2 separate regions of the Homo sapiens genome follow, and region 2 is linked to region 1. Evidence: read pairs that join two places in POLR2A ChIA-PET (ENCODE). Cell type or tissue: Panc1. All regions are shown on one strand. Links, peaks and the distances in the headings refer to the core of each region. The heading gives the core; the rest is flanking DNA. Region 1 overlaps LOC124905248 (a long non-coding RNA gene). Region 2 has its middle 29 kb from the start of FAM9C.

Region 1 (4,396 bases), core at 190-4,189:
TTCCATTGAAAAAATACTTTGTTATACTCGCAGATCCCAAGAGTAGGGACATGCCAAATTATGGGGGCTACATGAGGAAGCACTGGGCTTGGTGTTTTAGTTCGTCCTCACACTGCTATAAAGAAATACCTCAGGGGCTGGGCGTGGTGGCTCACGCCCTGTAATCCCAGCACTTTGGGAGGCTGAGGCAGTTGGATCACAAGGTCAGGAGTTCAAGATGAGCCTGGCCAACATGGTGAAACCCCGTCTCTACTAAAAATACAAAAATTAGCCAGGTGGTAGTGGCGTGGACCTGTAATCCCAGCTACTCGGGAGGCTGAGGCTGGAGAATCGCTTGAAACCAGAAGATGGAGGTTGCAATCAGCCGAGATCATGCCACTGCACTCCAGCCTGGGTGAAAGAGCAAAACTCCATCTCAAAAAAAAAAAAAAGAAAAAAGAAGAAGAAGAAAAAAAGAAATACCTCAGGCCGGGTAATTTGTAAAGAAAAGAGGTTTAATTAGTTCATGGTTTTGCAGGCTGTTATAGGAAGCATGATGCTGTATCTGCTGAGCTTCTGGGGAGGCCTCAGGAAACTTACAATCATGATGGAAAGGGGGAGCAGGCATGTCACATGGCCAGAGCAGGAGCAAGAGAGTGAGGGAGGAGGTGCTACACACTTTTAAACACCCACACCTAACAAGAACTCACTATCATGAGGACAATACCAAGGGGGATGGTGCCAAGCCATTAATGAGAAAACTGCCCCCATGATCCAATCACCTCCCACCAGGCCCCAACTCCAACACTGAGTATTACATTTCAATATGAGACTTGGGCAGGGACACACATCCAAACTATTATCAGTTGGTCAGGAGGCAGAGAGTGCAAGGTGAAAATGTGGGCAAGAGCCTTTATTGTGGTTTCCATTGGAAGAAATGGGTGAGGCAGGGTAAGCAGGTTTAGATCAGCTAGTTTGAATAATTTCAGTGGACTCTGAGGTGTAAGGGCTGTCTCTAGTGTCTGGCACCTAGCCTGGGTGATTAAGGCAGGGTAGTGGTGGCCCAGGGTGTCAGAGCTCAATAGAGGAGGCAGTTGTGGGTGTGGGCTTTGGATTAGTTGGTTTGCATTAGAAAGGCACACTTGCAGTCAAATCCTCTACTATCTCTAGGGATTAGCTAGCCCTTGGAAGAGCTCCAGGGTCACCAAGCCCCCAAGATGTCAAAGCATTAAAAATAGAGAAAATAAAAATACGCTATATATATACCTCTAGATGTTGGAAATGGCAAGGAAAGGGCTTCTTCCCTAGAGCTTCAGAAAGGAATGCAGCCCTGCTAACATGGTGGCGTTAGCCTTGGGAGACTTGCATTGGACTTCTAACCTACAGAATTGTGAGATAATAAATCTGCATTGTTTTAGCCACAAAATTTGTGGTAAGTTGTCACAGCAGTAGTAGGAAACTAATACAATATACTCCTCAAGCTTCCACCCACTAATTTTAGTATCCATTGATGATTCTTGCCTAAATCGATTTTTATTATGACCGTAATTTTTCTTATCCCATTGTTCCTTCTATTTAATAGGTGGTTTTCTACTACAAGGACAATGTTTTTTCCCCTTGCCTCCCCACCATTTATTTATATAAATATGGACACACAGATCCTTCTTTCATTTAATGGGCTATACTCCTTTATTGTCATTCATTCTGATGCTCAAATTTTTCCTAATTTCATCAGTAGGAACACCCTTAAGCTGGCTTCTGCGTCTTTTTGACTTGTCAGCTGGAAAATTTGCATGCGAAGGCCATGTAATGGGATTATTATTAATCTTCTTAAATATGACAACGGTATTAAGGTTATATAGGAGAATGTCCCCTTTCCTTGGGAGATATATTTACGGGTGAAGAGTGATGGTATTATTTGCAACTTACTTTCAAATGGGTCAGCACCTCCAAAAAGGCGATGCTTTTATAGGCTTTGTGCATCTATGTCTCTCTCTGTGTGTGTGTGTGTGTGTGTGTGTGTGTGTGTGTGTGTGTGTGCAGAGAGAGAGAATTAGCAAATTTGGCAAAATGTCAAAATGATCAAATCTAGGTGGAGGATAACCAAGTGTTTATTGTGTTATTCTTTCAATTTTTCTGCATGCTTAAAATTTTTTACAATAGAATTTAGGGGAAAATGCAAACAAAGAAAAATAGCCTTAAAAAACAGCTGATTCATTGTTCTCAGGACATAGTTGTGCATATAGCACATACTTCATGATCTTTCCCTTGGGTCCAGGGTACAAAAAGGATAATTTTTTTAATGAACATTTTAAAGTGTCAGCTTAAATCTGGCCTCTGTGATTTAATTAAATGGAAAGTTTGCCCATAAAGTGCCTGAAAGCAATGACCTCATTAAAGTATGTAAACACTGTTCCTCAGATCTCATTTACACTTTTTTATTTGTGCTTATGGACAAAGTTATTTTATAATCCAATCCCTGTCTAAATCACCATAAGTTTTAGATTAGCAATGACCCATAAAGGGAGTTTTAATATGTAGTTTATAGAAATCCACATTCCAATGAAAATCCAACCAAAGGGGAATGAAAATGCAATGCAAAGCTTATTAAACTATTTGAAGTTTCTTCTACCTAATTTTTCAGAGCTTTTTATACATGACTAGACTCATACATTTATAATCATTGAAGTTTGGCAGGTACAGAGAGCTGATATGAAGTGTTGCAAGAAAACTGATGAAGGAGCCACCCAGACAGCTGCCCTGTGGTAGCTTTAAAATAGGTCAACACATTTGAAACTTTTCCCTTTCAAGGGTGGAGACTCATTCTCTTCCACTTGAGCATGGGCTAGACTTAGTGACTCACTTCTAACTAATAGAATATGGCAGCAGTGGTGGTGTGTGGCTTCTGAGACTAGATGGTGTCAGCATGGCAACTTCCTCTTTGCTGTCTCTCTTATATCATAGCTGCCATGCCATGAAGACACTCAAGCAGCCCTATGAAAAGGTCCACTTGGGGAGGAACTGAGACCTCTTGCCAACAACCATGTGAGTAACCCGTCTTGGAAGACGATCCACCAACCCCAGTCAAGGCTTCAGATGACTGTCACTCCAGCCAACATCTTGACTACGACCTCATGAGAGACTCTGTGCCAGAACCACCCAGCTAAGCTGCTCCTGAATTCCTGACCCCCAGAAACTGAGATAATAAATGTTTATTATTTTGAGCCACAATATTTTTGGGTAATTTGTTGGAAGGCAATAGATAACTAATACAGGCTCTCATAATGTCATTTATTTGGGTCCAGTCAGCATGCTTTAGGATCTGGGAGTTTTTTTCCTTCATCCATAATCTAACAGCAATATAAGGAATACAAGAAAAAGAAACTAAAGAGACTTCCCTGGATTCTCCTGGTATTGGTGGATGTAACATTTGACTCTTTACTTCTTCCCTGCTGAGTCTGAAGGGCTTTTGCTTGAAGTAATTTGCCATTTTGGAAGAGAAGCACTATTTGGCTAGTGTGTGTTTTAGTGTCAGAAAGTCCCTTAGGAAATGAATAAACCCAGAGTCTCCAACTCACTTAATAAAGCATTGCATTTAATCCTGCAACAATCCTGTGATGTAGGCACACTTGCCTGATTTTAAGGCTGAGGGAATTGAAGTATTATGTGTCAGGGATACACACAAATGTGGGGGAATATGAAAGGTCTTGGAGGCTGTCTTCATAAATATCCAGTTACTTCTGCGTCATGGAAGAGAGGAAAAAAGAAAGGCATTAAGAAGGGAACAGATATAATGTACTGAGTATGGGGAGAAAGGTACTCTCTTTGCTCCCAAATGAGAGAATTATTTCCTGAAAGGCTAGTTGAAGGTCTAATCAAGTTGACATGGTCCTCAATCCCTAATTCCCTGGAGGCCTTGGAAACTCAGCCAGCCTAGGCCTGAACAATGAGCCTCCACATGGCTACTTTCCTTTGATCTTCTGCTTCCTTTGAACAAAGTAGCAGAAGGTCTTGAAGGGCAAAAGTGGCCAATTTCTAGGTTTTCAAAGACTCTGGGAGCTGGTGAATGAAAAGGGATGTTTGTAGCTTTATGCTGTGTCAGGAATTTGATACCCCCTATCTGGGGATGTTATATGACATGGTTGAACCTGAACAGACACTGCAGACATGGTGGTCTGTTGTCAGTCCTACAGCAAAAGGGCATTCCCTATTCTGGCCAGGTTTTGAAAAGGAAAGTACCAGCGATTTGAAGTCAAACAGATTCTTGTCACTCCCTTAGTCCTGGTTCTGCTACTAACTGGCTGTGTCCCTTCACTATGAATCTTGGTCTTTTTATTCACAAATGTAGATAAAGTGTTTTCTCTGATTTTTTTTAGCTCTGACATTTTAGGATGACATGATTCCTCTAGGAAGCTCC
Region 2 (4,396 bases), core at 267-4,266, 370 kb after region 1:
AATGGACTCACTTAACTCTATACAGCCAGGAAGCAGGAATACTGCCTTTGGAATCCAAATCTGACTCCAACTCCTACTTTCTTTTCCCTATATCACTTCACACCAAGAGAAAGGAGATGCTTAGGATGTTGGGACTGGAAGGTACTTGCCATCTCGTCTAGCCTCCTCTCTCTAAGGTTGAGGAGGAAATACTTTTTCTAGGCTGAAACAGAAAGTGGTACCTGACTTAGTCCATGAAAGGCAATGAATGGTGGGAGATAGGTGTTCCAAGGAGGCCTGGCAATGGTGATAAAAGAAAAACTTTAGCCAAATTAAATGTAAAGGTATTTAATTGAGCAATGAACAATTCCTGAATCGGGCGGCCCCCAGAATCACAGCAGATTCACAGAGACTTCAGTGCAGCCACGTGATGGAAGAAGATTTATAGACCAAAAAAAGGGAAATTATGTACAGAAATGGGAAATGAGGTCCAGAACGACTGGGCTGGTTACAGCTCGGCATATGCCTTATTTGAACACAGTTTGAACACTCAGCGGTGTATGAATGGTTGAAGTATGGCCACTGGGATTGGCCAAGACTTAGCTATTGTTACAGGTGCATACTACTAAGTTAGGTTTTCAATTTTGTCTGCCTATTAAGCTAGGCTATAGTTTGTCCACAAGGACTCAAATATAGAAGTATGGAGTTCTTCTCAGGCCATATTTAGTTTGTTTTAACCATGGTTTTCCCCCTTTAAAATGCTGACAACTGCAGAGCAGTATTTTCAGAGTATCCGGAGTATGTCAAAGACCAGTCAATATGAATGGCCTGACAAGAGTGATATTCTATCCTACCATGAGCTTGCATTAGAGAGGCCTCAGACTTTAATCCAGGCTGTGAAAGGCCAGGATAATATGTAACTAAGTGAGGCAATGGAGTACCTTCCCCTTAACGAATGGGTTTCCTAAGAAGTCTTCGGCATGAACTTCATCCAGAAGAAATGAAGACACAAGAAGATAATGCACTAGTTGCCACCACAAGTCCCTGCAGTGTCCCCTGCCTGGGCCCTGCACTCCATCATAACAGGTGAGGGTCCTGCCTTTCTTACATTTCCCAGGTAAGATGATCAAAGTTAAAACTTTGAAACTGTCTTCCATCCCCCCGCAAAAGGAACTCAGTAGCCACAAAGGAGGCAATGTCATGTCATTTACCAGCCTCTAAAGCCTGCCCCAAACTCAGTAATTCACCAATCCTGAGATTAAGGGGAACAAAGTAGGTCTGTTCTCTTTTTCCCTTTTTTTTTTTTTTTTTTACTTCCTTGTGCACTGTGTCCCACCATGAGAAATAAGCATGTAGTTTCACTTCCAGTGTGGTCAACGGGCAGAATGCTAAGATCATGGCATTGAGAGAGACTCCAAGCCTGGGGAAAGAGCCTAGAATGCCACCCACTGTGATGAAAACAGCCAGCACTCACAATAGTGAGGGGCCATTCGATATGGGTGCACCTATCCACAGTGCCTTCAGTAGGAGGGAAACAATCTGCCTTTTATAGCCATTTAATCACTGAAGCAATGCAAAAGTCATTAGATATTTACTGAAGATTCTCACCAGTGTCAGACTTGAGATTTGAACTTGAGATACCTTTGAGAATACAAAGCTTACATTTGATCCCTGCCCTGGAATGCTTAGAATCTAATGGAGAGATAAGAAACCAAACCTGGAAGCTTAAGCAATGATGGAGAATGAATAGAGTAGCACAGATTTGCACTGCTAGAAGAGTAGAATCCCCAATATTTAGTATGGCACAATGGTAAGGAAATTGAAAACCTGGGATTTAGTCTATATTTCCTAAGTACAAAATGGAATAAGTTTGTAAAACCATGCAATGTTTCTGGTCCAGATTTTTTTTTTTTTTTTTTTTTTTGAGATGGAGTCTCACCCTGTCGCCCAGGCTAGAGTGCAATGGCACGATCTTGGCTCACTGCAACCTCTGCCTCCCGGGTTCAAGCTATTCTCCTGCCTCAGCCTCCAGAGTAGCTGGGATTACAGGTGTGCACCTCCACACCCAGCTAATTTTTGTATTTTTAGCAGAGACGGGGTTTCACCATGTTGGCTAGGCTGGTCTTGAACTCCTGACCTCGTGATTCACCCGCCTTGGCCTCCCAAAGTGCTGGGAGTACAGGCGTGAGCCACTGCGCCCAGCCCAAGATTTTTTAAAGTTATAACACAAGCAAGATATCTAAAGTCACTTAAAATAATTTTTTTTAAAAAAAACAAAAACCTTGTGAATGTGTGAGACTGAGGGGAAGAAGATAGGAAAGCCCTGGAGACCTGTGTGGCTGGTGCAGACACTTCCAGAAGGATTGTCATGGGAAACAAGGAAAGGAGAGAAGAAGGCAGGAAGAGAAGCTTCTTCAGTCAGGAGAACCCTGAATGCTGGGTGCAAATGATAGCATACATGCGGGTGGGCAGTGTTTCCTGGGCTTTCAAGCATTCCTTCCCTTTGATGACTCATCTGTTTCTGTACCTTCTATTCCTCAATCACGAATTTACATCCATTCTGTCTAATTAAAATAGCTAACATTGATGGAGCATTTTATAGTATCAGGCACTGTTCTGTGGGCTTCATATGTTGCCTTACTTAATTCTCACACCAAGAATATGGCATATGTATTACTACTCTCTCCGTTAAAGTTGAGAACACTGAAGCACAGAGATGTTAATTAACTTAGTCAAGGCCACACAGTTTGTTAATAGCCCAATCTGAATTTGAACTCACACGGTGTGATAAGGAAAGCCAACCTCTGTCTGCTAACCTGAAAGACCTTTTTGCCAAAAAAAATCTAGATTTTTGAGCATTTATCCAATGAGATATCCAAGAAGTCTCTTCAGTTTTTCACTGTATCTCACATGTGTGAACCTAGCCACAGTATGACTTATCTGCAGAAGGATAAGGGCAAGTTATCATGTCTCCTGTCAAGGTAAAAATGTTGTTTCACAATTCCCTGGCCGACCTTCCAGGCAAATTTGCTGCAAAAACAGTTTTTGTGGGGTTTGTAGCAAAATTATATGATAAGAAGGACACGAACCGAATTCCTTTTTTAAAGGACTATGCTGGTTTTTGTAGCCCCTGGCTGTGTAGTGACAACAAATGCATGCTAAGGGGCAGTCCCTGGTGAGTACTTATCTCTTTAACCTGTTTTAATCTCCAGACAAGTCAAGAGCCTACAGAGGGGTAAAGGACATGTGACATACTCAATAACATTATCTATGAAAAGATATTCCCACAATTTTTTTAAAAAAAGCTTTATTGTATTTACAGGGGCAAGCGTCCCATTCTTCTCCCTATGCCAATTTCACCGTGCAGTAGAGGTCATTAACTTGTGTAATATGGAGGAACCAAGAACGCTGCTTCCTCATTACAGCAGAAGAGACAGCAGCCCCCAGCTGTTATGAAACAGTGCTGAGCTTCACAACAGGAAGTACGATCCATGGCCAGTAAATAATGCTGCCTTCCCTTCCCTTTCAGTAAGCCTCGGAACTTCCTTATCCTTAGTTCCAAATCCTTTTACAGATGTTTACCTGGGAATTTGGATTTTTCTTCCCTTCTCTTAGCTCCTTTGAGGAGCCAGACAGTGTCATTGACCTCTCGCTTCATGTTAATAGTAAGCTAAGGGGAAAGCCACAATATGTCTGTTGTTCTCAGGAAAACCTTGAAAACACAAGGGAGAAAGCCCACTGTCTGACTATACCCATCTTTTTCTCTAAATATTTTGAGTTGGACTCTATCAACATCACTTTGCCCTTGAGTCAGAGTTTCTCTTTGAATGTACCTTGACACACCCTGTTCAAAACCAAACCAGGCAGCCTGAATCAGGCAACAGTATTTTGTATGTAAGTTTCTGCAAACATAGTCGGAGGTATAAGAAGAGCGCTGTAAATAGCTGCCTTAGTTCAGCAACTACAATCCATGCCAGATAAATGGGGGGAAAAATACTAATTCATCTGTGACTAATTCATCATGAGAAGAGGAGTAAAGGAGTTTCCAAAAAACTGTGCAGCTAATAACATATCATTCCTACATCCAAGAATGTGCCATTACTCCAGAATTTCTGTTGACAGGTGTGTCCGTTTTCTATTGCTGCTGTAACCAATGATCACAAACGAAGTGGCTTAAAACAACACACACATTTTTTAAACTTTTATTTTAGGTTCAGGGATACATGTGCAGGTTTGTCCTATAGATAAACTACATGTTGCAGGGGTTTGGTGTGCAGATTATTTTGTCACCCAGGTAATCAGCATAGTAGCCATAGGTAGTTTTTCAATCCTCACTCCCCCGCACCCTCCACTCTCGAATAGGCCCCAGTGTCTATTGTTCCCTTGTTTGTGTCCATGGCCACACGTTTCTTTTTGT

The links. ChIA-PET counts read pairs that join two places held together with the same protein. Peaks named below come from ENCODE experiments on the same cell type or tissue, not always from the same donor. Only the 100,000 strongest peaks of a DNase experiment are listed, where the experiment ranks them.
Region 2: POLR2A ChIA-PET joins it to region 1 with 6 read pairs; 3 of 35 experiments call an interaction of 5 or more read pairs at or near these places.

The regions. Positions count from the first base shown.
Region 1 is chrX:13,386,365-13,390,760 of GRCh38, reverse strand. It overlaps LOC124905248 (a long non-coding RNA gene), which reads left to right. Exons shown (of 2, transcript XR_007068395.1): 2 at 2,944-3,210. Among named protein-coding and RNA genes, the nearest start is that of LINC01203, 53 kb to the right of the region's middle. RefSeq lists a silencer at 2,725-2,824. In Panc1, for the core only: no CTCF peak of the experiment used is centred there; no DNase peak of the experiment used is centred there; H3K27ac peaks cover 1,783 bases.
Region 2 is chrX:13,012,969-13,017,364 of GRCh38, reverse strand. No RefSeq gene overlaps it. Among named protein-coding and RNA genes, the nearest start is that of FAM9C, 29 kb to the left of the region's middle. RefSeq lists enhancers at 3,555-3,724, 3,835-3,914. In Panc1, for the core only: no CTCF peak of the experiment used is centred there; no DNase peak of the experiment used is centred there; H3K27ac peaks cover 2,554 bases.